Linked DNA regions of Mus musculus: regions 1, 2, 3, 4, 5 and 6 are each linked to region 7. A link is a loop called in an ENCODE intact Hi-C map of the cell type or tissue named here. Cell type or tissue: heart. All regions are shown on one strand.

Evidence for each region. Hi-C counts contacts between places; a loop is a spot of excess contacts. Peaks named below come from ENCODE experiments on the same cell type or tissue, not always from the same donor. Only the 100,000 strongest peaks of a DNase experiment are listed, where the experiment ranks them.
Region 1: a loop joins it to region 7, with 2.4 times the contacts of the local background. A loop is called at or near these places in 13 of 42 quality-filtered maps.
Region 2: it touches region 7 in a loop (3.0-fold over the local background); 4 of 42 quality-filtered maps call a loop at or near these places.
Region 3: it touches region 7 in a loop (1.9-fold over the local background); 4 of 42 quality-filtered maps call a loop at or near these places.
Region 4: a loop joins it to region 7, with 2.9 times the contacts of the local background. A loop is called at or near these places in 13 of 42 quality-filtered maps.
Region 5: it touches region 7 in a loop (2.0-fold over the local background); 4 of 42 quality-filtered maps call a loop at or near these places.
Region 6: it touches region 7 in a loop (2.1-fold over the local background); 13 of 42 quality-filtered maps call a loop at or near these places.

What each region holds. Positions count from the first base shown.
Region 1 is chr11:44,209,573-44,213,572 of GRCm38, reverse strand. No RefSeq gene overlaps it. Among named protein-coding and RNA genes, the nearest start is that of Il12b, 190 kb to the left of the region's middle. In heart, a CTCF peak has its summit at 1,620 (motif pointing right); no DNase peak of the experiment used is centred here.
Region 2 is chr11:44,126,688-44,130,687 of GRCm38, reverse strand. The region is part of intron 6 of Gm12153 (a long non-coding RNA gene); the gene reads right to left. Among named protein-coding and RNA genes, the nearest start is that of Gm12153, 170 kb to the right of the region's middle. In heart, no CTCF peak of the experiment used is centred here; a DNase peak (open chromatin) is centred at 2,007.
Region 3 is chr11:44,114,469-44,118,468 of GRCm38, reverse strand. All of the region lies in intron 5 of Gm12153 (a long non-coding RNA gene), which reads right to left. Among named protein-coding and RNA genes, the nearest start is that of Gm12153, 160 kb to the right of the region's middle. In heart, a CTCF peak has its summit at 1,769; no DNase peak of the experiment used is centred here.
Region 4 is chr11:43,782,191-43,786,190 of GRCm38, reverse strand. All of the region lies in intron 1 of Adra1b (adrenergic receptor, alpha 1b), which reads left to right. Among named protein-coding and RNA genes, the nearest start is that of Ttc1, 36 kb to the right of the region's middle. In heart, a CTCF peak has its summit at 2,270 (motif pointing left); a DNase peak (open chromatin) is centred at 2,230; H3K27ac peaks cover 553 bases.
Region 5 is chr11:43,913,504-43,917,503 of GRCm38, reverse strand. No RefSeq gene overlaps it. Among named protein-coding and RNA genes, the nearest start is that of Gm12153, 44 kb to the left of the region's middle. In heart, CTCF peaks have their summits at 1,975 (motif pointing left) and 2,897; no DNase peak of the experiment used is centred here; H3K27ac peaks cover 729 bases.
Region 6 is chr11:44,202,641-44,206,640 of GRCm38, reverse strand. No RefSeq gene overlaps it. Among named protein-coding and RNA genes, the nearest start is that of Il12b, 200 kb to the left of the region's middle. In heart, no CTCF peak of the experiment used is centred here; no DNase peak of the experiment used is centred here; H3K27me3 peaks cover 44 bases.
Region 7 is chr11:43,834,576-43,838,575 of GRCm38, reverse strand. Adra1b (adrenergic receptor, alpha 1b) reads left to right here and starts at 2,087. Exons shown (of 2, transcript NM_007416.4): 1 at 2,087-3,436. The coding sequence starts at 2,488. In heart, CTCF peaks have their summits at 2,008 (motif pointing left) and 2,627; DNase peaks (open chromatin) are centred at 1,975 and 2,545; H3K4me3 peaks cover 2,492 bases; H3K27ac peaks cover 1,063 bases; H3K27me3 peaks cover 2,061 bases.

The DNA.
Region 1 (4,000 bases), 370 kb before region 7:
AATGAGAAGAAAGCCAATTAATTGAAGACTCCACCAATCTGGGATTTGTATTAAGTTGGGCAGAGACTGGGGCCAAAACTCCTTTTTGTAGTAACTACTGGCAAACATTAATTTGCAGGAATGAAGCTTTTCAATGTGAAAAAACGTGTCTAGGGTAGTGAGATGCAGAATTTAGAGGGCGTTTAGGCTACATAACGATAACATCGAATATTTTGGGGGTCCTTATTATGTCTCAAGTGCTGAACTAAGTTTTTTTTCATTCATATTATTCAAGTCTCACAGCAAAATGTCTCATGAAGTTGTTAGAAGATGAAACTGAGTTATAAGAAGTTGGTCACATTTGCCCCTGGTAAGCACTCAGCTTTGAATATGTGGCAGAAGGTGTGGCCTAGAGGCAGGAGGTGTGGCCTAGAGGCAGGAGGTGTGGCTTATAGGCCTGTTGTGAGGTAATTAGGTCATGAGGTCTTTTTCTTCTTCTACAAAAGTAAATTAGGTGTAGGTGCAAGATAGCTTAACAGAGAAAGGCACGTGCTGCCAAGCTGAACGCTTTCCAGTTCAATTTCTGAAGCCAATGTGGTGGATAAGGAGAATAGACTCCTTGAAGTCATCTAGTACTCTTGATCTGGACAAAGAATTTGGGCTGAAGGTAAGGGAAAAATAGGCTGTTGATAAAGCAGAGGAAAATAGCACAACATTTCTTAGGTGCTTCAGCTAAAGCACACGTGGAACTTCTAGGCACCGCTATTAGGAGACATTTTTAGGGTGTGTGGGGTATAGCAGATAGTTGAACTATGCAACTAGTGAGTACTTGGCTCAGCTATATGTAGTTACTATAGGGAGGCCCGGGTTCAATAGCTAACCTAGCCATGTCCTTCCCTTCACAGAATTTCAAGTTCAGTGAAGAAAAGAATGAGTCTGCCGGGCAGTGGTGGCGCACACCTTTAATTCCAGCACTCAGGAGGCAGAGGCAGGCGGATTTCTGAGTTCGAGGCCAGCCTGGTCTACAGAGTCAGTTCCAGGACAGCCAGGGCTACACAGAGAAACCTTGTCTCGAACCCCCCCCCCCCCCCCCCCCAAATAAAAAAGAATGAGTCTATCAGATGATGAGGGTGGACTTCTGTGAGGAGCAATGAGGGAGAGTTGAAACAATCAGCCCATAAAGTGAAAGTGGCTGCCTCTGGAAGGGCCCGCCGTGTCTCGAGGAGAGAAAAGGCAGCTGGTCCCTTGGTTCTTATTAAGGACTTAAGCTTTCTTCATACTGCAGAACTTGTATAAACAAAACCAGAGATTACTGGATGTTTCCACAAAACAAAACAAACTCAAAACCTGTTTGTGGAACTGACAGCATCTGCATAAAAGGAGGAAGGCCTTGGTGTTGAACAACAGTGTGGAGACGGTCTATGCTGAGGGGCCATAGTGCCAGGGCAGATTCCTTAGCTGTGCGCAATTGTCTTTCCTCAATTAAAATTATTCCTGAAGACTTGATTTGTGAGGAAGTCACTCTAACAACGCTGCTTCCCAACCTCCCCCTCTGACTCCTGATTCAGGGCCTCTCTGGCACAGGGCGTCCTCTCTTGGGACCCTTGGCAGAAGCAGATGCAGAGTCAGGCTTGACTTATCTCCTCTAGGTGGCAGCACATCCGTCTTCCTGGCTTGTTCCTGTCTTGTGGCGTTTCTCTACCCCAAATGCAAGGTTATGGAGAACCTCTGGACTCTTCTAGGAAATTCAAGCGACATGTGCCTTTTCCTGAGAAGTCTTCAGCAACCATCATGAAAATCCTCTGCCCTCTTCTTTTGGTTACCATGTTTATGGAACGTGATCCACCTCTTTCTGGATGAGGCTGATTGGACTATATGCAGACACACTTGGATTCTCTGTTGTGAAGATTCAAATTGAGGTTCATAGAAAATTTCTGGCTCCTAGAATCAGATATATGAAGTCTAGATCCATGACTCTCAGTTTGGTAGCCACTAAAACACTGCCCATTTGAAATTAGATGATCCAAATTGAAGTATGCCATAAGTATTATCCATACATATCAGATTTCAAAAGTGTATCATGAAGAGCAAATTCAGAGCTTCTTATTCAAATTAGTTTGGTATTGTGTCACACTTTATTAAAGGATATTTTGAACCACAGAATAAGGTGTGTTTTCAATTACATTTTACCTTAAAACATCTTTCTAAAGTTGTGCCTTTAGTTTTCTGTTGCTCCTAATCTTGGCTCTTGTCCTTTGAAAGATAAAGTCAATTCAGAGACTAAGATGAAGGCAGCAAATACAGATGTAGATAGAAAGGATCATGTCACTCTGGAGGGAGTAAAGTGGGGTGCAAGAGGGAGAAGTGTGGAAGTCAGGGGAGGTGGGGAGGAGGAAAAGATAGACAAGGAGACTCAGAGATAAAAGTAGGATAGCTGGCACCTTTCTGGGCTCCAGGTGCCATTTCAGTCCTTGGTGCCAGTCCATGGAACGGACTGTCAGCATCTCTTATTGTTGGATTCAAAACGCACATCCTTTTACTCCTTAGTGTATATTTGCCACGAAAGATAACTTCTGGGACATAATGATCTATGGATTGCTAACATATATCAATACAGCTAAAGCACCTAGACATATCATATAATGCAAAACAGGGAGGGGAGGTACCTACCCTAAATGTAGTTACTTGCCTATCCCATGCTATATCAGACACTGCTCATCCATCACCATCTTACCCAAAACCTCTTTTTCATAGCATCTGTTCTCCCCATCAAGAGGTTCTGTCCTGTAGGGTCTATGGGTTTAGCTCAGGTTGTGGAGTTTAGTAGCAGGTGCCTTTATCTGCTGGTTCTGTGGGAACCTTTTTAAAAAATGATTTCTCATCAAATGCCACCAATAGACTTATAGAGGTAGAGGAGGAAAATTGCTCTGCAGTTCCTGTGGGGAGATCGGGAGATCGCTGAGTTAGAAATCACAGGGGGCACAGACTCCTCTCAAATGGAAACGGGTATGTGAACTTAGCTTGTCTTTCTTAGAAGATCAGCTACCTTCTCAGCAAAACAGTGGTGATAACAGCGCCTGCAGCAGGGCTGTTGGGGAGAAAGAGGTTATCACATAGGATAGAAAGGAATCACACATGTGAGATGCTTTCCTCCCTTCGGTCCTCCAGTGATCAGAGCCAAAATAGGTCAGCTCTTTCTTCTCAGAACTTAGCAAGAGACTAAGAAGATGAGAGAACCCAGACTTTGGGAACAATTCCTCACAACTGTATCAAATTAAATGGGTCTGTTTTCAGGAGCCAGCAGGACCCATCAATTCCGTACCTTCTCATTTTATTTTATTTTTATTTTATTTTCAGCTCAGAGGAAATTGGCACTAAGAAGCCATACTGACAAGAGTGATTCTGGAAAATGACTCATTTGGAATTTGATTTGCTGGAGGAGTTTGAAATTGGTGAAACTTCAGCATTTAGAAGGAAAAAAGATGGTGTATGTAGTGTGTGTGTGTGTGCTTGTGTTGTGCATGTGTATCACATGTGAACACATGAATGTGTGTCCACATAGGTACATGTGGGTGTGTGCATGAGTGCACAGCAGTGCCCATAGCTGCTGCTCCCTCTCTGCAGTATATAAAAAGTATTTCAGAGAGTGAAAAAAAAAGTATGTGCTCTTGTCTGTGTCAGACACAAGTCATATTTCTTGTAGGCTGATAAAGCTTTTGTTGAAAGAACAGCGCTATGGATTAGGACAAATAAAATCTATTCATAATAATGACAAGGACATACAAGAGTTTTCTTTCAAGGTATATTTCTCACTTGCCCAACAAGTTTAATTCTGATGAAGTTATATAGTCACTAGACCCTAAATCATTAGGGTTTCAAAAAATATGGTTTCCATATATGTTTTCAAGTCATGACTGAATGTTTGCATAGCCAAGGATATGTGTTTGACACCATCTTCATCTTTACATATCCTGGCTTCAGTGGTTCCTTCAACCTAAAATAACTCAAGAAACAGCAAAGC
Region 2 (4,000 bases), 290 kb before region 7:
CTGAATATTCTCTGATGAGTAGGGCACAACCCCATTCCCACGCCTGGCCCATAAGAAGGAATTATTCTACTCTTGCATTTGTTTGTCTGTACTGGACCCTCTTCCAGCTGTCAACACATTTGAACATAGTTTCATTTTTAATCACTTTTATAGTTTGCATACGAAAATGGGTTTCATTATGATATTTTCATATATGTAGATATCATTATGTCCTGCTTGTGCACATCTCATAATCCTCCCTGCCTACCCTTTTCTTCTTTCAAATTATTCCCCTCTATGTCTATGTTCAGCTTCCTCCCCCATCACCCCCCTCTTTTTCTCTCTCTCTCTCTCTCACATACACACCTCTAGATTCACATAAGAGAAAATATGTATATTTTATCTTTCTTACTTTCTTTTAGCTTGTCTGATTCGCCCTTTCTTTCTTTTTAGATTTATCCCTCCACCCATTGTCCACTTTCTACTTCCATGTCACACACTCTCTCACACACACACCCATACACACACCTAGATCCTGCATACAAACAAAAACATGACTTCCGTCCGTTTGAATCTGGCCCAATTTACTTAACTGGATGCTCTCCAGGTCCATATTCTGCAAACAGCATAATTTTATCTTTATTTGTTCATTGGTTGGATAAAATCTATTATCCACATCTCCCCTACCTACTCGTCTGTTGGTAGGCATCAAGGCAGACTCCCTGTCTTGGCAGCTGTGTAAATTACAGCTACAAACACGGATGTGCAAACATCTCTGTGATGATGCACAATTGTCTATTTCTTGACTACAGAGCAAACTTCCTAGAATGTATTGGGCACAAGCAGGACTCTAAAGTAGGTGTGTTTGGGAGGCATCTACTCACATCTTAAACCCCATTCCTGGGTACCCTGGCACAACTCATCTGCAGGTCCTGACAGCCATGTTTAGACTTTATCATTGTTTTGTAGTTGACAGAGATCAACAATACACTTCACCTCTCCTTATTTCTCTACAGAGAACCTAGAATTGTCTTTTGTGTTTCTCTGGACCTGAGGGTTGTTGAGCAGCCATCTTTAGCACAGTCAATGATCAACTTGAATGAAAGAGGATGATAAGCCTACTGGAGACAGGCACAGTCACCAGACAATGCAGTAGGTTCAGATGTCAGCCTTGGCTTCCACTGGCTTTCCATCTTTGAGTCCACACAAGAAGGTGTGTCGCTCTTGTGCTTTGATTTGGGAATTCTTTTCCTGTGCCCCTATAATAAACTCTGTGTTTCATTTTGATCTGAGCTAAAGGGTCCCAATTAAACACAAGCTGGAAATAGTCTGGTTTTCTTAACCTTTAATTCAAGGTTCTTCCTTCTCCCAAAGCATAAAAGAGAAAATAGAGGCTGTGCCAGAATGAGCCTATGAGGTGGCCATAGATGGCACCTCTGTCACCCTTCTACAAAGGACAACTGGAAAGGCCTTCCCTATTTTTGGATGATTAGCCAGAAAGGGTGACTAATGCCTGGGGTCTTGCTTTGGACTCTAAACCATATAATGTTGCAGAACCCCGAGTCCTCTCAGTGAAGGACATTAACAATCTGCTTCAGTTTCAACACATCAAAAGAGGTTTGTGGAGACAATTATTTGCTGAAGGGGCAAGTGACCTTGTTGGACTTGACATTTATTTTATCTTCCTTTGAAAACAGTTAAAATTGCACAGTTGATATTTCGTGCTTCTAATCCTTCGCCTCTAGATGGTTACCAGAAAGAAATAATAGTAATAAAAAAAGATTAGATCTAGCTTTTGACTTGGGGTAGACTTTGGAATTATTTCTTTTCAAAGAAAAACAAGAACAAGACTCTGCCTATACCACTGCTCCCACACAGGAAGAGCTCCCGATGGCCCCTGGTGGTGCCGGCCTGAGGACACAGCAGCTTCGGTGGTTGGTCCAAGGCCAGCCAGCTTCAAGTTCAAATTCTGTGCCTGGCTCCAAGTTGGCTAGAGAATAATGTGTCCGCAGTGCTAGTGTTGTCTGCTGTGGGGCAGGCCAGTTCCCTGAAGCGAACCCGCCCCATGCTTGTTCCCTGACCTCCTCCCACAAATCTGGGATGGTTTTCTAGAGAAATAGCTGCTAGAGTCCTCCACCTAGTCTGCTCTTGCTTTACACAGCACTGGGGCCAGGGAACACTTGAAGGGTGGATTCCAACACCCTGAGGTCAACACCATTCTCCATGGCACACTCTGTGCTACTAGAAGGTTTTGAGAAACTCCTGTCAACACCAGCCATTTCTTTTTGTCTTTTTTTTTATTTTATACAACTGTCTGTATTTGTGTATATGTTTGTACATATATGTATGTGCTTATGTGTATGTGTGTATGTTTGTACGTGTGTATGTTTATTTGCATACATGTGTATATCTCTATGTATGTATATGTGCTTATGTGTATGTATGTTTATATGTATACATGTGTATATGTCTGTATATGTGTGTATATGTATGTGTGTATATATGTGTGTATGTATGTATATATGTGAGTATGAATATGTCTGTACGTGTGTGTATGTGTGTGTGCCCATGGCCCATTTGGAAGCCAGAGGCTGATGGCAGGTTTCCTCCTTATTTTTTTGAGACAGAGTCTCTCACTGAGCCTTGAGATCACTGATTTGACAAAATCAAAACCAGGCAGCTGTGACTGATCCTCCTACCTCTGCCACACTCAATACTGGATGGCATGCATCGATTGCCATGCCTGGCTTTTTTTTCAGTGCTGGGGACCTGAGTCCTCATGCATTCTATCCACAGAACCATCTCTCCAGCTCTGACTGTCCCAAAAGGCTTCTTTCTATCTCCTATTAGACCATAGCTCCTCCCTAGTGGAGCATGCATGCAAGCTTGCCGAGTTTTCCATTCTCTTGGCCTCTGATGGCAGGATTAAATTCAACTGAACAAAGAGCTTAGAAGACATTGTGAAGTTCATAGTCAAACAGTAAACTCAGATTCAGAAGGGTCTGTCTACATGAAGGATTTTTGTGTGTTGACTGTTAAAAAATGAATGGGAAAAGAAAAATGAGGTGCATCCTTGGATGTAAGGCCAATAATGAATGTCAGGATTTCTTTGACTCTCTGGAGGAAAACTCCATGCTGATGTACTCATATGTTCCCTTCAGAAGCCCACGCTAGCATGTAGGGATTCAGCAGGCGGTGTGGGACTCTGTGATGTTTTAACGGCACTGCAGAGACCACTTAGAAACACTGAACGTCACCAAGAGAACAAGCGCAGCAGCCTTCCCTGATGTCATCCTGGCTTGTTCTCATTAAGGATCCAAGTGTGTAGGCGAGCATTCCTGATGTAGCCTGTGACGGGGGGCCCTGAGGACAGACACTACAGGATGTCACTTGCAGGTCCCAGCTCCCTGCTATGCGACTCTTCCAGAGGCCTGAGCTTTGATTGAGATGCCTGTCAGAGGCCACGGCCATTGCAGCCCGGCTGTGACTCAAGCAGATGGCTGATGGGGTCCAACCCCTTCTGACTGGTGATGAAAATACCAGAAGCCACACTGCATTGTGTACACGACACGAGGCTATTTTTTTTATATTCTTTTGTACTGCTGGATTCTATTTTCAGAATGGGTCAATCATTTCTATGCTCAGCACTGGCTGAATGAGCAATCATGCCAGGTGTGTGTTTGAAGTGTCTACTGCAATCTGTTCAATTTGGAATTAAAAAAAAATTAGACTTCAGAATCACTCTCTTATGCTTGGGTTTCTTACAGACAGCCCGTTAGTTGGAGATGGAAGAAAGAATTTCATTCTCCTTTTCCAGAAGCCATCAGAGGCAGTCTCAAACTGAAACACTAATTTAAATTGTTTTGCCTCTGTCTGTTCAGCAGAGGTGCTGCTAATGACCCCCCTCTCACAAAAAATGGGGTACAGGGATAGAAAAGAGAAGAGAAAACAGAGGCGGTCCAGGAAGATGGAGATGGTGTGCTAGTTCAGTGTTTGCTTCGCATACATGAATCTCTGGACT
Region 3 (4,000 bases), 280 kb before region 7:
AAAAGAGGAATACAAAATTCTTTCAGTTGATTTTTTTATCCAGCCACTTTGCTAAAGGTGTTTATCAGCAGTAGAAGTTCCCTGGTAGAATTTTGCAGTTCACTTATGTATATCATCATATCTTAATCCATGAATAGTAGTGATACATTGACTTCTTTCCAATTTGTATCACCTTGATCTCCTTTAGTTGGCTTATTGCTCTAGCTAGAACTTTAAGAACTATAGTAAAGAGATAGGGAGAGAGTGGTCAGCCCTGTATTGTCCCTCATTTTAATGGGATTCTTTAACTTTCTCTCCATTTAACTTGATGTTGGCTAATGGCTTGCTGTATGTTATCTTTATTGGGTTTAGGTATGTTCCTTGTATCACCGATCTCTAGAAGACTTTTTAACATGAAGAGGTGTTAGTTTTTGTCAAAGGCTTTTTCAACATCTAACGAGATGACCATACTTTTGTTTCTTTCAGTTTATTTATATGGTGAGTTACATTGATGGATTTTCATATATTGAACCACCCCTGCATCCCTGGGATGGAGCCTTCTTGATTATGGTAGACGATGTCTTTGATGAGTTCTTGAATTTGGTTTGCAAGTATTTTTTGAGTATTTTTGCATTAATGTTCATAAGGGAAATTATTCTGAGATGCTCTTTCTTTGTTGAGTGTTTGTGTGGTATCAGTGGAAGTGTGGGCTCAGAATAAATTTGGCAGTTTTTCTTCTATTTCTACTTTATGGAATAGTTTGGAGAGTATTGGTGTTAGGTCTTCTTTGAAAGTCTTGTAGAATTCTGCACTAAAACTATCTGGACCTGGGTTTTGTTTTTGTTTTTTTGTTTTTTTTGTTTTGTTTTGTTTTGTTTTGGTTGGGAGACTTTTAATGACTGGTTCTATTTCCTTAAGGGATGATAGGACTATTTAGGTACCTTACCTGATCTTGACCTTAACTTTTGTAAATGGAATCTGTCTAGAAGTGTAGATATGTGGGCTGGCCTCTAGAAAATGTAAGACATCTGCCCAGGCCCTTCTGGCTTTTCAAGTCTTGGTTTAGAAGTCTGGAATAATTCTAATAGGTCTGCATTTATGTTACTTGATCTTTATCCCTGTGGTTTTTAATATCCTTTGTGTATATTTAGTATTTTGATTACTATGTGGCAGGGAACTTTTCTTTTTTGGTATACTCTACTTTGTGTTCTGTAAGCTTCTTGTATGTATTATGCATCTCTTTCTTTAGGTTAGGAAATTTCTTCCATGATTTTGTTGTAGATAAGTTTTGGATCTTTGACTGTAAGTAGCTAGGGAACTCATAGCTGGGGAATAGAGTAGTGTAGCAGTCTATCTACCCAACCTAGGTGTGCAGTTTATAAATATGGTAACTGAATTGTGTGTTTTTTGCATGAACATTTTGGAATTGGAGATTTATGGATACAAATCTGGCTGGGTGTAAATATAAAAATCTCTAGTCTTTTCCTTTCACGGAGCTAAAGGGTACTGAGTGAGACCTGGGAGGTCACTGGCATTCTACAGACCAGCCACATGGGCGTGGATGGCCTGATTGGCTTAGCAAGCCAGCCTCAAAGAACCATGGCCAGACAGCCAGAGAACCATGGCCAGACAGCCGCATGTGGAATTGAACATGCAGCAAGCCAGGAGACCAGGAGACCAGGAGAGAGAGAGAGCTAGCAGGGGGAGCTGTGAGACGGATGCAGCTGCTGGTCCCAGAGCCTAGCTGGACCAAGCACAGGCTTTTTAAAATTACACACAATAGATGGCGCTCAATGCAGGGAACGAACCCATGACCCTGAGCTTAAAAGTCTCCTGTTCTCAGGCCCTTCCACCCTCTCTCATTCTGTCTTGAGGCAGCTACAGAAGTCCCCTATGTTTGTGCTGTATACCTTCCCTACTAAGCAGCAACAAAGATTATGCTGCTTACAACAAACACTAACCTATACTCCATGCCTTCCTAAGACACAGAATAAAAGCTCAACTCCACTAACAACTTACATAGCTTGGTCCCTCTCATCACTGATGTCACCATACACATGCACTACCTGCAGCTATACTGATCTATCTATTGTGCAAACCCGCCATGCTTCTACTAACCAAAGAGGATGTATCCATATATGTTGTATGGTCTTACACACATACACACACACATGAAAGAGAGAGAGAGAGAGAGAGAGAGAGAGAGAGAGAGAGAGAGAGAGAGAGAGAGAGAGAGAATATCTCCATCCTACAAATCTTAGCTTAAATACCATTTATAACCAAAAATTAGACATCATGGTATTCCGAAGCACCATGAATGTCTCCCTTCTAACTTGTCACAGCTGTAACATCATACTGTTTTATAGTCACTTGTTATCTCTCTACTCACTAGATTCTAACCTCCGAAGTCTGACTTTTCTCTTTCACGTACGAGATCTGTGTATTCATAGTCTCTAGCATAGATCTGGCTCTTGAGTATGCAGTGATAGTAAAGTGAGTTAAATTACTTACCTTTATTCAAACTTGTTCCATTTAGATGAACTCTGAACATGTACCCGAGCCATCTGTCTAGGCCTGTCCCTGGCTTGCCTTTGAATCGTTGCTTCTAGCATATTAGGAAGTCTAGCCAAATGCTCTGCAAGCTCCCTCATCATCTTTGCTGGTCTTAGAGCTTATGTGTTACCCTTACTCCTGGGCTCTTTCGACTCCCAAAGTCAAGATTTACCCTAAATTCAGTCTACTTTATTTTATACAGTATCTAAAGGATTTGTTCCATGTCTATACATAGCCACAAAAGCCTACTATAAACATTTCCGCCCATTTGATCTTTTCCTACCTATTCCATATGCACCACAGTAGGTGTGAGCACTGGGAGGATCATTTGTGAGCAAGCTACTGCTATTACAACACCTCACCTCCAACCACATCTTTAGAGATCATCTAAGGTCATTATTTTCTATTATAACACTATTATCACACTTATAAAATTCACCATTATCATAATACATTTAAGAGGCCAAATTCATATTTCTCCAGCCTCCCAGTAATGAAATGTACAGTTTTCCCTTTTCTTTCCTCCTTTTCTCCCTGATATCAGCTCTTTCCTGTCTACTCCATCCTAGTCTCAACCTTGTTGGCCTTCTCTAAATCTTCATTCTACACAGAATTTGGAAAGGACAGAGGTTCCAATATTACAAACTACATCAAAACCTGTTTCGTCGTCATCCCTAGTACACCCCTTCCCTACTAAAGATGACTTTGTGACTGTGTGGCCACATTCTCCTGACAATGACGCAAGCAGTTACAGGCCATGGGTGAAGAGAAGTAGGAAATTTTCATTGTTGCCTTTCTTTTACCAGCTCAGTATAAACAATGAAGGAAGGCAAGCCTACAGGAACAAGTCAAGCCATCAGAGAGAAGTTCTAAGTCATATCCCTGAACTGACAAGTCTTAGGCTAAACAGGACTTATGGGATGGCAAAATACACACTTCTATCATGCCTGAGCCTTTATGCAATTGGAATATATTCTGTATTCGTTACTTTTCTTATGTGACTGTAACAAAATACCGGCCTAAAGTAACTGAAGGATGGAAGGGTTTATTTTGAATCAGTGTTTAAGAAGGGAAGGCATGGCAGCTTGAACTTGAAGGGAGTGACCACAGCATATTTGCAGACAGGAAACAGGGAGAGGACAGGAAATGGGACCAGTCTTTAAATTCTAAGGCCAGTCTTCCCCGAAATACTTCACCCAGGCATGTTCAAATTCTTAAAACATTTACAACCTTTCCAAAACAGCACCACCAACTGGGAAATTAGTTATCAAAGACATGAGCCTATAGGATAGGAGAGGTTTCACACTCAAACCACAGTAAATTGCTGTAGCATCTAATGCCATACCATGAGGGCCAAACTGCATCTGTGGGAAAGGGCTTCCTTTTGGAACCTTTTTCTTCTGAAGACAGAGTGCATCCGAATTTATGGACACCACTAACTGGGGATCAGTGGTCCTGGGGTTTAGCA
Region 4 (4,000 bases), 52 kb after region 7:
AGGAAAATAATAGAAATGCCTCACACAAGTGCTAAGGTCTCATCCCCCACCCCAGCCCTTTCAGAGGGCTGTCTCATTAGGTCTGCTTAAAAAGCATGATCCTAAGACTGCCAAGGAAATCAGAATTGGCCATGGGGTCACTAACAGTGTTTCCCAGGGATATCTCTACTGCGGGTCAAATCAAATCAGATGTATGTTTCCGAGGTCTATGTGTTAGCTTCAAATTACAGCTATAAATGGCACAAGAATCTCTGAATTAGATATTCAGTCATTGATCAAATATTTATGAAGCATCTACTATGTGCCAGGGACTGAGCTTCCCAGGGCAAAAGGGAGTCTCAGTTCACATCTTTAAATACTTTAGGTCCCTCAAAAAGGAATGTCTCTCACTTTAAGGTCAAAATGTCAACTCATCTCTACCTATACTAACTTCTTCCTGAGGAAGGGAGAGCAGGCCTGAGGCCTGCCAGTCTGGAGCAATCCAAAAAGTACTAAGAATGTTGTATTTCTATCTTTTTTTTAACTATGGCTTTCCATTTATAGCAAATGATTCATATTTTCAATGAGTAATAAAAGCTTCTCTTAAGAGTATAGTTCTGGGCTGGGGAGATGGTTCAGTGGGTAAGAGTGCTTGCCATGCAAGCATGAAGACCTGAGTTCAAATCCCCAGCAGCCATGTAAAAAGTCAAACCATGGTCCCAACACACCTTTAACCTCACTCCTTGAAGGGAAGGCAGAGCCAAATGTCCTGGGACTTACTGGTCACCTGCCTCGCCCTGGGTTCACTGAGAAATGCTGTCTTGATAGGACAAGGTATAAAGTGAGAAAGGACAGCACTTGCCCTCCACTGGCCTCCATGAGTGTACAAATTATATATATACACACACACACACACCATATACAGCACAAACACAAAGGCATAGCTTATGAATTTATGTCTCATTAAAGTAACGATTCAGCACTTACAAACATTTAATCAAAAGTATCTTTTGTATGCATCTATCAGACTATATATTTTTAATTGTCCTACAAAGTAATAGGTTTCCTTGTGGAAATTTTATACAGTTTTTTTTTATTAATCTCCCTGTCTCCTTCTTGTACCCCATAGTTCAGGTACCAAAAGTGAATGGATTTAAAGAAAAGCGTTGTGTTAGTGGTGGCTCAGACTGACATTAATTAGTCAACCTAGTCTTGAGGTAGGTCAGGAGTCCCGGCCTTTGGAGAGTTCCTGGTCCTTTTACAACTGCCATGCCAGCTGTAGTCTGTTTTCTGAGGAAAATACAGGACGGTTTCATGCAGCTCCCGGAGCTCGGAGATCACATGGACCCAGCATGGGACTTAAGTGTGAGAAAGCGTTCTAGTGAGAACCCTTGCCTGTGGACTGCGACCACTGTCCCCTTCCTGGTGGCAGCCTGCTAGCAGAGCCAAAGCTGTGCGTCAATGTGCTCACAGCATCCATGAGAGTTAAACTTAGGGAGAGCTTTCTGTGCACAAAGCCCTCAGCAAAACTAAAGTCACCTTATCCCTGCAGAAAGCAACTCCCATGTTCCAGGGATCTGAGCGGCTCCCTCAGGGACTGGAGGGGGGATCTTCTCTCACCCCATTCCTGAGAATGCAGATTTGCCCATCTATGACCTCAGAAAAGAACTTCAAATCCCTGACTCCACTGCTCCACAAACATTGTTGGATCCAATCAACGGGAACGGGTCCTAGTGGCTACCTGCTGCTCTCCAAGCTGAGTGGTCTTGAGTGAGTCGCCCTCCTTCACTTAGTAGGCATACTTAAGAGACTTGCCAAGGCTCAACAATCTAAGATTCAGAACCTGAAGCACTGGAATTGCTTCGATAGTGGAAGAAGCAGAGCCAGACTCAGAGACCAGGGAGCGTTCACAGTGAGTTAGTGACACTGTCAGAGAACCCTCTGCAGCCTGAGCCACAGCACAGAGCACCTGCCTTCCAGGAACCTGCTTTTCCTGTTGTACTTATTCCTGTCTCCTGAGGAAGGATCTGCCCAGGGGAAAAGATCCACATGGCCCATCTTCTCTCATGCCAAAGAGGCTTAGCACCTTCTCCAATTAACTATGGGTTTCTGTACCCTACCAGGGCATTGGCTGGTCCAGCAAGTAGAGCCTTAGTCCTCATGTGTGTTGGGGTGGAGGCAGGGAGCAGGATTTGGGAGTAAAGATCCCTAGGGAAGAAGTCAAAATATTCCTGGAATCTGTACCAGGGGCCAAACAGTCCTGGACTCACAGTGCCCCCTGGTGGTGAGCCAAGGGAAGCCCATACCCAACCCCACCTCCAGCAAGGAGCAGTATGTGCCTTCTCGAGGATACTAAGTACTCAGCTAGAATTACTAAATCCAAGAAAGGAAACTGATGGGGAAATAATTAAATCAAAATTATATGTAACGATATCAAGCATAGGTCCCAACGGTTTTTCCTCTTTATTTATTGTTTATTTGATTGATTAACTGATTGATGATTGATTGATTGATTTTTGGTGAAATTACAAGACCCATCAGTACAGGAGTAATTACTATGTGGCAAATGACTATTACTTTGGAGTTGATTGTGGGGCAGAGACCTGGTTTACAGCATGCCCCTATGGACTTAACAAGTTGCATCTAGTTCAATCCTAAACAACACTGGATGTAGTTGCTTCTACTAACTCCATTTTACTGATGAGAACCTGAGGTCCCTAGGGACAGTATGAAAGTCGATATATCAGGAAGGATATTCAGGGTTCTAACCCTGAAACAATTACACACACACACACACACACACACACACACACACACGACTCCCTGTCAGAAATTTCTGAGGATGCTGGATGTGGTGGCACACACCTGTAATCCCAGCCCTTGAGAGGTAAACATAGAAAGATCCAGAGTCCAAGGTCACCCTCAGTTACATAATGAGCTTGGGCTACAGGACAGTCTATCTTTAAAAGTTAACAAACAATAGAAGAAATCACCGCAGGACACAAACATGCTGGCAAATGCCTGTACGTCTCCACTGTGGAGACTAAGGACCATGTATTTAAAGCCAGTCTATACGCTTCCCAGATAGCTGGAAGATAGCCAGAGTTGAATAGTGAAGGCTCTGTCTTAGAAACAGTGCTTACTGGAGATCGGGTGGTACCATGCAAGGGTCTGAAGGAAGAGACAGGAAAACAATGCACAGTGCAAAGGGGACAAGAAAGACCAGAACAGCTACAGGAACCCAGAGTGGCAATGTACGGAGGATGTCACAGCACACAGTCCAGCAGGAGGGAAGCTTGGGACAGCCCTTAAGAAGCCAATGCAGCTAGCTGTCAGAGCTTACAGTACAGTTGGCCCAGAGGATCCTCACAGGGGAGTTTAGCCTACAGAAACAGATGTGCAAAGAGCGAGTGCCTGAGGCTTTTTAATCGCTGCAGATTGGAACAGTTAAATATTGGAGATCAATCACCTGCTTGACTGGCATTAGGGGACATGTTAAAGAAATTACTATGCATCCAGATTGGAATGTGACATGGCAGTAGTCGGGGTGAAGAAACGATATAGACCCAGACAAGGAGAAGTGACTGAGCCAAGCAATTTAGGGAAAGAGAGGTGGAGTTGGACCCCATTTAAGGAAAAAAAAATCACAGAAGAAAACCACAACTGTTAACTCTGGTCCTCCGAACTTGACTGGAGAAAGATTTTTTTTATTCTTTTATACATTTATTTTTGTAACCGGTCATTTTAACTCAGCATTATCATTTTTATAAGAAAATATATAAATCTGGAGGGGAAATGAAAATAATGTTTCCTGTCCAGAAGGGATTTACAATCTAGTTAGTAAACAAGGCCTCAGCCAGCCCTGGGACATAGCTTGACAATATTAACAAGCAACTAAGTGGCCAAATGGGACCAGCCTGTATGTGTTCAGCAGGGTGGGGGATAAAGAAACCACACTGACTTGACTGGAGTAGATCAGAGCAGAGTTCCTGATGGAGGCTGAAGACTGGGCAGGCTGTGT
Region 5 (4,000 bases), 79 kb before region 7:
ATTTATTTTTTTTTTCAGACAAGAAAAGGCAGAGACTGGAGCAAGTAAACAGGGGAAAGCATCATTAATTTGGAAATGGTATCCTCTCTCTTAACCATCCCGTTAGCCAGCTTTCTGTTACTGTAATGAGATGCCAGAGGTAAGAACCTAAATAAGGAAGCTTTATTTGGGCTCACAGTTTTGAAAGTTTCAGTTCAAGAGAGCTTGGCCCTGTTGCTGCCTGTGGTAGCATTGGATGGAAGAGACCTAGAGGTCTTACAGCTCTGTACAAAAGAAAGAGAAAGAGGAGACCAGGGCTCCACAATCCCTTTCAATGATAACCCACTGACCAAATACCTACCCCAAACATGTTTTTAAAGGTTCTACCACCTCTCAGGGGGAACCAAGCTGCAGGCCAGACTGTTAACATATAGACCTTTAAGGATAATAAGATCCAAAATATAGGGTGCCAGCAGGATAGTTCAGCAAGTGAGGGTACCTGCTGCATAAATCCAGTAGCAAGGAAAACTTCTTCACTGCACTTAGATGTGAGCCAGACGCATCACCTGAGATCCAAGACATTGCAAAACTATGGTCCAATCCTGGAAGAAAGGTAGCCATGTTTTGCCAGTATCTATCTCCAAGAGCTAGGCCCATTTGGAAGGGATGCTCAGAGGAAGCGTGACCCCTACCATTCTTCTTAGACAGTCGCCTTGGAAGCCACCTCCCACAACTGTGCCTTCTGTCTCCTGACCAAAAACAGGACAGTTGATGGTGGAAGAAAAGCTGCATCACACCTAGGCAGCACAGTAGAGCTGATCATGACGGTAGGGGCATGGGTAAGCTGGCCCCAAGGGTGTGAACAAGGGAGAGCTGGACTCACAAGCTCGTCTGCTATGTAGTGACATAGGCAAGGAAGAGATGCGTACCTCTTGCCCCTTACCGCCAATGGCAAGAGGGGAACTGACCCTGATGTCGTCAGAATGGGAGACCTGGCCCCGCCACTCACCTGTTGCAGGCCTTCCTTGGGAAAGCAGGCCCTGTACCTCACCTGGGCAGCACAGTAGAGTTGGCTCTGGATGTGGGGGTTGCAGGTGAGCCAACCCAAGTGTATGAGTATGGGAGAGCTGGCCCTGCCTCTTGTCTGCTAGGCAGCAGTGCAAATTAGGGCAAGATACCCTCCTCCCCTCCTCCATCTCTTGCTGTCTATGGCAGGCAGAAGGCCTGGACCCCAGTTCATGAGATACTAGAACTGGCTGTGTCCCTTACCCGCTGCAACACTCAAGAGAGTGGGCCCAACACCTTGCCTATGTAGCAGGGTAGAACTGGCCCTGGTAGTGGGAGTTGCTGGGGATGTAGGCCCTAAGGCCATGAGAGCAGGACAGCAGGCAGACTGACCAGCTCAGATATCTCTCAGGCTGTATCCAAGACTTTGAGTTGGCCCACCTAACATCTACCCTACTAATAAACTGCTGGAGTGCATGAAGGGGCCGGTCCTACAGATCCAAAACTACATGATATACATGATGCTGGCCAAGAACAAGATATCTAAGAGGAATCCCAGTGAGGTTCTAGTATTGAGAGTAGCAGAAGCCAGAGGCCTCGTACCAAACCAACAAGTCATTGCAATAAACATTTGCAAGCAAAGAAGTGTGAACCAAAGAGTATAGTATGGGGCATATTGTGACACACTATAGTTCCCACAAAAAGATTCTTTTTCTCTGTTGTGGAGGAAGTGGAGGGTGGTACGAGGGGAGGGGACAATGATTAGGATTGGGGTGCATGGTGTGAAATTTACCAATAAATAAATAAATAAATAAATAAATAAATAAATAAATAAAAAGTTTAAAACATAAAAATAAAAAAGCTTGCTTTTGCTCTTATTCCTTACTCTGTCATCAAATGGATGAAGCCAAGGGACGTAGAGGTAACTCCGTGGTTAAGAACATTCATTGGCTCTTCCAGAACCACCTGTAACTCCAGTTTCAGGGGGTTCAACGCCCTCTTCTGGTCTCTATGAGAATTACAATCACATGGTGACAATACAAATGAATATGCACATAAAGTTAAAATTTAACTTAATTAATTTCTTAATAGAGAGAGATACTACCTCTCTCCTAAAGAGATCACTAATGTATCCGATTAAGAACCTTTCACTTTGAACATGGGTCGAGTCTCTGCAGCCTGTAGGAACTGGGGCAAACTGAGCTGAGCTGCACTAGGGGATCACCTTCACACCCTCAGGAGACTCCAGTCACATGACACACACACACCAGTTTCCTTCCAAGGAACCCTGTGCTACTTAAATCTTCTTTCTGCTTCAGTGGAGGGGATAGGAAAAAGTCCTTCTTGACACTTCAGGGCTGGAGCTCAGACACAGACATAAGGCGCTCTCAGACCAAATAGCCAGCCCTCCTCATCAACCGCAGCAATTGGCCACTTGATAACCCATGTCTCTGTGACATAAAACAGTGTCGGGAGCTGAGAGGCGGGCAGCCAAAGGAGAGAGAGAAAGAGGATAGCTAAGAGTGCACATTGAAAAGCTTCAGGTGAAATATGAAGCCTTCTTCCTCCAGTCAGCCGTCTGGGTCTGCACCACGCTAAACAACCATCTACACTGTCTTTGACCTGTTTATTTGAACAAACAAGGAAGTGGTTGCCATGCCTGACAGCATAGCCTTTCATATTCCACAGCAGCTTGACAAAGTCCCTCACAGAACAGCCTTGCAATGCCTGCCTGGCTGACAAAACATGCAACGTAAATACATAGGCCGTCAGCCAATGGGATTGCTGGAGGAGGAAGCCAAACATTCTCTGTGTAATGAAGGTCCGAGGCCCTTGGATCTCAACGGAAAACAGCTGTCTTTGGAGCTGGACCCAAACACAGTGGTTAGATCCTCCCCTAGTGGAATTCCACTCACAGGGACTGGAAGGCTTACACTAGCAGTTCTCACCTTCCTCATGTTGTGGCCCTTCAGTACAGCTCCTTGTGTTGTGCTGACCCTGACGTAAAAGTATTTTTGTTGCTCTGTCATAACGGTAATGTTGCTATTATTATGAATCATAATGTAAGTATCTGTGTTTTCTGATGGTCTTAGGTGACTGTTGTGGAAAGGTTGTAAGGGGTTGGGATCCACAGGGTGAGTGAGGTCCACTACTCTACAAACTCTCCTGCTTCTATTTGTTTTTCTGATTAAAACTCACTTTGTGGCATGATGTGTCCTGACTCCTGTGCCTGCGCACTGGAGAAGGGCTTCATGCTCCTAAAGTAGGGTCCTTTGATGGTCACTTTGCTTAGTGGGGACTGAAGATCCAAGGCCCTCCACGCTTCCAAAGACTGAGACAAGTATCTACTATTGACACACATATGTCCATAGCAACATAGTTGTCTGTAAAGTTATAAATATGTATCTTACTTGTTATGCCTGTGAGGTGTAATGCAACCAAGAGCGTTCACTTCCCATTGTCTTCTTATTATGCTTGAATTGTCTTGTGGCTGTATTTGTTACTTTGATGTTACTGAGACAAAACCACTGACAGACACAACTTAAGAAAGGTCTTGTGGTGGCTCATGGTTTGAGGGGATATGAGCTCAGTTTGCTTTCTCCTTTATATTTGATCTGGGTGTATTTGGTAATGCTGCCTCCACTCAGGGCGAATCATTTGTCCTCAGACAAACATCTCTAGAAATGCCCCTAAAGAGATTCCCGTAAGTGTGCTTCCTAAGTGATTTCAAATCTAGTCAAATCGATGATGCGGATGACCATCCCAACCGGTTTTTCTTCCCCTCTCTTTTCAGATTATATGTCTGGGATACAAGGATTTTACAGGAACATTTTTCATGTCCCAGATCCCAGAACAGGATTAGCTCACACTTGGCACTCAGTAAATATTTAGCAGCCTAATCAGAAGCTTGATTAAAAGGCTGACTGGAGTCAGAGACATTTTCAGGTCCTTGGCCCTGCTTCCCTGGTTAAGCAGAGCTGGAAGGGACAGCTTAACATAGGGACCCATGACACTG
Region 6 (4,000 bases), 370 kb before region 7:
AGGTCAGGCCATGTTAGTCGGAGACATAGAGGAGACATCGCCAAACTGAGTTCTGGTCTGGAAGGTTTTTCAGACAGAGGGTGGGAGGTAAGGGAGGAAGGGAGGGAGGGAGAGAGAGGGGGAGGAAGAAGAAGGGGTGGCTTTGCAAGCAACAAAATGAACAGGAGTGTTCCTGCTGGGTGATTTGGAAATAGCCATGCAAGCCATGCAAGCCATGCTTGATAACTTTATTATTTATAATGCAAACTGATGAAAAATTGAAGGGAAATGAGATGTTCTGTGAGATTTCATCCAATAATGAATAGATCGTGGGGCCTCTGGTTACAAAATAAGTTATGGGTGACTTTGGGGAAATGAGGTTCCTCCGGTTAAACTGCTGCTCCTCTACTTCTGAAAAGGTAGTGTGGCTGGTGTAGGAGTCTTGAAGGGGCCTTCTGTAGGAGTCCTTGTAGATGACATAGTTTGCAATAGGCACTGTAGGGTGTGAACTGTGCTCAGATGGGAACTTTGATCCAGCAAATGAAGCAGCACAACAAACATCAAAAGCAGAAGCATTCCGAACTGTGAATGCACTGAACTACACACACAGACACACACTCACAGACACAGACACACAGACAGACACAGACAGAGACACACACACAGACACACACACACACAGACACACACACACAGATACACAGACAGACACAGACAGAGACACACACACAGACACAGACACTACAACAGTTTGTGAACTGAACTGGAAACCCTGAGAAAAGCCACTGTTGATGGTCTTGGTGCCTTTCTCTCTGCATGGTGCTGAATATCTTATATGAAAACTCTACTTTCAATATTGAGATCATCTTAGATAATGAACACTGAACCCCGAATATCTGCATTTAACATGACATGTACCAGAGGATAAGAGACATCTGAGCTTAATATTCTCTTAATGCTAGCTGCAATTTAGTAGAACTTCATGTGCACACAAAAGAGCTTGTGGGTTGCATCCAATTGCTTTTGTTTTGTCATTTAGACTTCCTTCAGGACACTGGATTGTCAGCCACCTTGAAATCTTAGATGGAAGGATGGACACCCATCTGGTCCTCTTGTTAGCCAAGCTTTTCATGCTAGAGCCCAAAGATCTAGCGTCCTTGAGCCTGCTAGTTTCTTGGCACATGCCAGCATGCCCTGTGCTTCAGACCTTTGTAGAGCAACCTTTTGCTGGTACAATTATTTTTCTGTTCTCATTTTTTTGGACAACATCTTGGGTGTCAACCTAATCCATTCAAGAGATGGCTTGCTTAACCCTCTCAGGCTACCTAAATTCTGTCTCTCCTCCCTTCTTCTTTCTGATGGCATCCTGCTCTCATTTTTTCCATTTTAGTTGTCTTTTTTTAACTCTGTTTTCTCTTCCACCAGGCTGTGATGTCAGAGGCAATGTCTGCTTGGTTCACTGTGACTTCCCTAGCACTTAGCAGCACATCTGGTATATGGATGATCAGAAGGTACTTGTTGAATGAATGATTTACTTAGACTGGGTTACTTGATTGAGGGCTATTTTCTTCGAGTGATAGAAAGGACTTAGTGACTTTAGAAGAAAGATTTTAGCAAGTTTTATCTCACCCCTGAAGTCCCCAGATCCACACTAACTGATAGCACTTGAGTTATTTTTATTCTGTTCCATGAATAACCCAGGGCTTATTTATGCTTCTGTCATTGGCTTTTGATTTGTGTCCAGCTTCATTTTAGAACAAATACTGCAGCTATGAGCATTCACATACAGTCTTGTGTGCATTTGCAATGGTTACCCTGAAGCCAGGGAATAGAAAGGCTGGGTGAAAAGATGTGAGTATCCTTACATTTACGAGGCAATGCCGGTTTCTTTCCCAGAGTGGCCATTCTAGTTGTCACTCCCAGAAGCCTCACACGAGCCTTCCCATTGCTCTACTTCCTTGGCAACATTTGATTTTATCAGATTTCCTAACATCTGCTAATCTTGTGGGTGCAAAACAGTGGTTTCAATTTCACAAGTCTAATCTGTTTAGACCAGAGGTAGTAAGCCGGCTGTGCATGCTAGAGCAGACCTGCTGTCTAGATGCCAAACACAGATGTGTATTGTTTGACCTGAAGGATGACTTTGTTTTTTGAGCTGAAAAAAATTGAGTTAGTGGCCCACACTTAAAGATAGGAAGATTTAGAGTTTGTATTTCTGTAATTTCTTGGGGGAAGCAATGTCACAATAAAAGGCTCTTATTTACACATGACAACTGCTGTATGTAACTAAGAGGCATCTACCCGTACCCGTTGGGAAGGGCATGAATTTGGAATCAGTTCCAGTCCCTCAACCACGTTATGCCTTTTGCTTATTTCAGCATCTCGACTCTGACAGGCTTTTTAATCATCTGTCTTGCTTTGAGTATTCATGAAACAGAGAAAAAACACAGGAATGGTCCAGTGGCAGATGAATATCTAGCCTAGCCAGGTATGGACATAGGACCCTAGATAAATGCCAGAACTGTCATTGAACTCAGTCACTTGAGCCTAAAACATGCCCCTAGTCCTTCCTCAGCCATGACTTCCCCTAACTTTTGAAGTCTGTAGTGCAGAAACTTCACCACTGTTGTTCTGAGAATGTGGGTATGAGTTACATCTTTCTCTTTTGATAACAGTACCTTGGTCTTTCATACCACATATTTACATGTCTGGCTTTTAGTTGTTCATGTATTTGGTGTTTTGCTTGTTTTTTTTTTGTTTTGTTTTGTTTTGTTTTTTTTGTTTTTTGTTTTTTGGTCTTTCATAATCCCAGTTGGTGGTGTGGTGGTTTGAATAGTTTTGGCCTCCAGTGATTCATGTGTTTGAATGCTTGGCTATAAGGAATGGCATTATTAGGAGGTGTGGCCTTATTGGAGTAGGTGTGGCCTTGTTGGAGGAAGTGCAGCACTGGGTAGGCAGGATACAGATGTTCAGCGGGTCATGGATCCAGGGATTTTTTTATACTTGGATGGGCAAGGTGAGACTTAGATGAAGCGTGAAGGAAGAGGAAAAACTGATCAGCAAAGAAGGGAACGGACAGGGATATTTTGCATCTCCACACAGAAGAGTCAGCACATGTGAATGCTTCCAGTGGGTGGGGCCAACTCATGGTCTTGGAAGTAGAGACGGAGAAGGCAGAACTAAGAATGAAAATATTCAGGAAAAGATAGAGGTATAGTCCAAGTCCCCAAAAGACCAGTATTTGTCTGCTGAAATACAGATGCAGGTAATTTTTTGAGCAAGTAGTTGTTGAGCCAAATGAATGTGCCCAACAGTGGAGGTGCAGATGACTATTCTAGGAATGTAGCAGCTCACAGAGAAGATGCCTCATGGGCAGGTTGTCTTTTAACAAGGCAGGGAATAGTGACAGTTGAACATCCCAGAGAGCCAGAAATACCAAACTTTAAAGCTGGAGCAACCATAGGATGAATCCACTAAGCCTGGAGACTTAATAAAAATGGATGGCTCTCCTCCCTTAATCTAGAGAAGGGATGGCCTCTCCCAGGCTTCCACCATCCTTGAAAAGAGAAAAATTGCTACCTGCAGAGGATTAGCTGAAATAGGTCCATAATGAAGTAGCCCTGAGTCATTAGCAGCACTTGGCACTTAACTGAAGGAATCAAGTCTTATTTCCTTGGCTCTCCTCTCACTTGCTCACCCCCAAGGCTTCCCATCAGACAAGCCTAATAAGGGCATTATCCTTGCAACATCCGCTGCACTAAGGATACAGTCCACACTGACTGCCGCTCTTTCTTGGCACACAACCAAATTCTAAAACATCCTTAGGGGTGGCTCCTTTTTCACCCTGTGGCACTCTTCACCCTGGAGTTTTGTTGCTTCTAGAGTTTATTCTAATAGGTTCCTGGAAACCATAGCTAGAAGTGTGAGGTTGCCTTGGTGCCCTGTGGCCAAGTGTTTTGTTTGCATGTTTGTTTTGTTATGGTTGTTAATTTATCAGGAATCAAGAGGTAGAACCTCCTGG
Region 7 (4,000 bases):
CCTCTCTCTCAAAGACTTGTTAAAGAAAAATAAAAGAAAATAAGTAAGCTGGGTGTGGTGTCTTATGCTTGTAATCCAAGCACTGGGGAGGTGGGGGCCAACGGATTTTGGGGTTTGGGACAATATTGGTCTGCATAGTGAGCTCAAGACCAGTGTGAGCTACACAGCAAGAAAAGGGAAGAGAAGAGAAGAGAAGAGAAGAGAAGAGAGGAGAGGAGAGGAGAGAGGAGAGGAGAGGAGAGGAGAGGAGAGGAGAGGAGGGGAGAGAAATAAGTAAATGTTTGATGAACAGTAGGAGCTCAGCAAATGTGGGTTCCTTCCCAGTAGCACTAACTTGAGCCCCAAAATGAGCCATTTAAAAAAAAAGCCCAAGTTATAACATTTACTCTATCCCCTATTTTGCTCCTATAGAAACGGTGACTCTTCTATGGCTCAGTACTCAGCACTAGAATAAGGAAACCCAGTAATGACATTCAACTCCAACTCACCCTTCCTCTCCTCAATAGGCATATGTACTTGAAAAAAACGGCTCAACTCCCTTATCACACGGGTCCCATCCTCAAAACAGAAATCAAAATGAGACTAGTTCTCTCATCAAGTCGGGAGAAAAGGCAGCATGAACGTAGCACATGGTCTAGCATCTAAGTATTGGGAGACAGAGAATCTTGAGTTCAAAACCAACCTGAAGACCTTCTTTCTTTTTTTTTTTTTTTTTTTTTTTTTTGAAGACCTTCTTTCTAAAAACAAACAAACAAACAAACAAACAAGAAAATTCTTCCCTGGTTTGACTTTTTTCTTCTTCCTTTTTGTAATTACCCACCTCTGGAAATAGGGTTTGTAGCCTAATAGCCTACATGTATACAAGGCAATACAAGAAAAGAGCCAACAGGCAAGACCCCCCCCCCCAAGTCCCTTCCCCAGGATTTGGCAATCAGTCCTCACTCTCTACTCCCAGAGATACAACTAGCTCCCTCTCACCCTTCCCTCCCTTCCTCCCTCCTTCCCTCCTTCCCTCCTTCCCTCCTTCCCTCCCTCCCTCCTCCCTCCTTCCCTCCCTCCCTCAACTATCTCTTTAGTGACAACCCCAAGCCCCTTCTTAAAATGTCAAGTTCAGCCTAGAGATGCTGCTCACTTGGTAGAGTATGTGCTTGCCTAGAATGCACGAAGCCCTGAATTCCATCCCCAGTATCAAATAAACCAACCACGGCGGTACATGCTTGTAATTCCAGCACTCAGGAGGTGGCCATAGGAAAATCAAGAGTTCAAAGGTATTCTTGTGTTATACAGTGAGCTGGAGGGCAACCTGAGCTACATCATACTCTGTCATTAAAAAAAAAAATCCAATTCATATTCTTCCATACCCTGGTTGCATTTCTCTGTCCTCAATTAATCTTCTCCTAAACTCCTGTCATTAGATGTCTCGCTTCAGATTTTGCTTGTTTGATAAGCTTCCACTTGCCGGTCAGGAATCTGGGTACCCTTCTAACTGTTGGAGAACAGTGCCTAGAATGGAGCCACTGCCTGGAGGTGGACATTAACAATCCACTGAAGGAATGTGTGCAGGGAATAACTGAACGAATGAATGAGCAACAGAAGTTTCTAGGTTTTATCAAGGCCAAAGAGGTTGCAAGGGGGAACTAAAGTATACGCCTGGTCTCAGATGTGACTCAAGTCTCTGTCACCTGCCTAACGCAGGGATTTTCTTCCTTTTGTAGAAGCCAGTTGTGTAGAAGTTGCACATCTCTCTGAACCCATGGCTTGACTCCAGGAGCCCCCATTAGAGGTAAGCATCCCCACCCTACCTTTTAACTGAAGCGTGAACAGGGGGAAAAAATAATCCCAGCGGGCCCCCTGGGGTGTATGAACCGGGATGCCCACACCCGGATCCCCTGCTCTGCTCCCCGCCCCATCCCCGCAGAGGGAGCGGTGCCGGGCGCGGCAGGTCTCCAAGCCGACTAGGCTGGCGCTGGCGTCGGGGCTGCGCTCCTTGGCTGGACCCGCATTGCCCCCTAGTGCCGCACAGAGTCAGGGCGCCCGGGCTTCCCCGCCTGATGTCACCGCCGTGCAGTCAGCCCAGAGGCGGCTCATTGAAAGCAGACCCTCCTCGCGATCGCTGGGCGGAGAAGGCACCGCGGTCCGTAGACCCGCCGCGGGCCGGGCACAGCCGGGCACCCCCGGCCCGGCGCCCGCTCCTCCCCGCGCTCCCGCGCCAGCCCGGCCAGGCGCGCCTGACGTGGACCATTAAACTTGGAGCTGCCGCCTCGTCCCCTCTCTCCTCCTCCTCCCTCTGACAGGCGAGCGAGCCGCTGGGTGCAGGCAGGCGACGTGCTGCCGGGCTAGGCTGCCCGGGGGAGATGACTTCTCGCCAGGAGGACGCCTCTGGAAAGAAGACCACGGAGGGAGCAAAGTTTCAGGGCAGCTGAGGAGCTTTGGTCGCAGCCCTTCCGAGCCCAATCTCCTCCCTGGCTATGGAGGGCGGACTTTAAAATGAATCCCGATCTGGACACCGGCCACAACACATCAGCACCTGCCCACTGGGGAGAGTTGAAAGATGCCAACTTCACTGGCCCCAACCAGACCTCGAGCAACTCCACACTGCCCCAGCTGGACGTCACCAGGGCCATCTCTGTGGGCCTGGTGCTGGGCGCCTTCATCCTCTTTGCCATCGTGGGCAACATCTTGGTCATCCTGTCGGTGGCCTGCAACCGGCACCTGCGGACGCCCACCAACTACTTCATTGTCAACCTGGCCATTGCTGACCTGCTGTTGAGCTTCACAGTCCTGCCCTTCTCCGCTACCCTGGAAGTGCTCGGCTACTGGGTGCTGGGGCGCATCTTCTGTGACATCTGGGCAGCGGTTGATGTCCTGTGTTGCACGGCCTCCATCCTGAGCCTATGTGCCATCTCCATTGACCGCTACATTGGGGTGCGATACTCTCTGCAGTACCCCACGCTGGTCACCCGCAGGAAGGCCATCTTGGCGCTCCTCAGTGTGTGGGTCTTGTCCACGGTCATCTCCATCGGGCCTCTCCTTGGATGGAAAGAACCTGCGCCCAATGACGACAAAGAATGTGGGGTCACAGAAGAACCCTTCTACGCCCTCTTTTCCTCCCTGGGCTCCTTCTACATCCCACTGGCGGTCATCCTGGTCATGTACTGCCGAGTCTACATCGTGGCCAAGAGGACCACCAAGAATCTGGAGGCGGGAGTCATGAAGGAAATGTCCAACTCCAAAGAGCTGACCCTGAGAATCCACTCTAAGAACTTTCATGAGGACACCCTCAGCAGTACCAAGGCCAAGGGCCACAACCCCAGGAGTTCCATAGCTGTCAAACTTTTTAAGTTCTCCAGGGAAAAGAAAGCAGCCAAAACCTTGGGCATTGTAGTCGGAATGTTCATCTTATGTTGGCTCCCCTTCTTCATCGCTCTCCCACTTGGTAAGTTGGGGGCTGGCAGAGGGGAGGTAGACCTACATTGGTTTTCCTGATGATCTCACACCAAAGTTTTTGTGTGGGTTTGGTTATTTTTATGCCATCAGTGTGTGTTTGGAGACTGGATAATACTATTTGTTCTGCAAGGGCTTTGCAGATTGGGGAACTGGCTAAGAACCAACTCAGGTGTTGGTGAAAAAAAAGCTAAGATACTAGGCACTTGAAATAGAAGCACGGAAGGAGAATCTGGGATGTGGAATGACTCAGTCACTGGCCTCAGTTTAATAATTAAAAAGGACACTGGGCTCCAACATCTCGCCAGTGTTATTTCGGTAGTAACGATGTATCTGAGAAGGCAGCGTCACTAACACAGAATACCAAATAGTTTGTAGTTACTGCAGACGCGGCATTGGGGAAGCAGAGAGGCGGCTCCTACAGAGAAAGGCAGTGTTCATTCAATATTTGCAGGGACCACGTTTCTCAGCCTTGCAGAGGCTGCGGTCTTCCTCTCCTCCCTCCCTGCTGGCTCTCCCCTTTCTGCACTGTCGTTCTTACCAGATAATAGGAGCA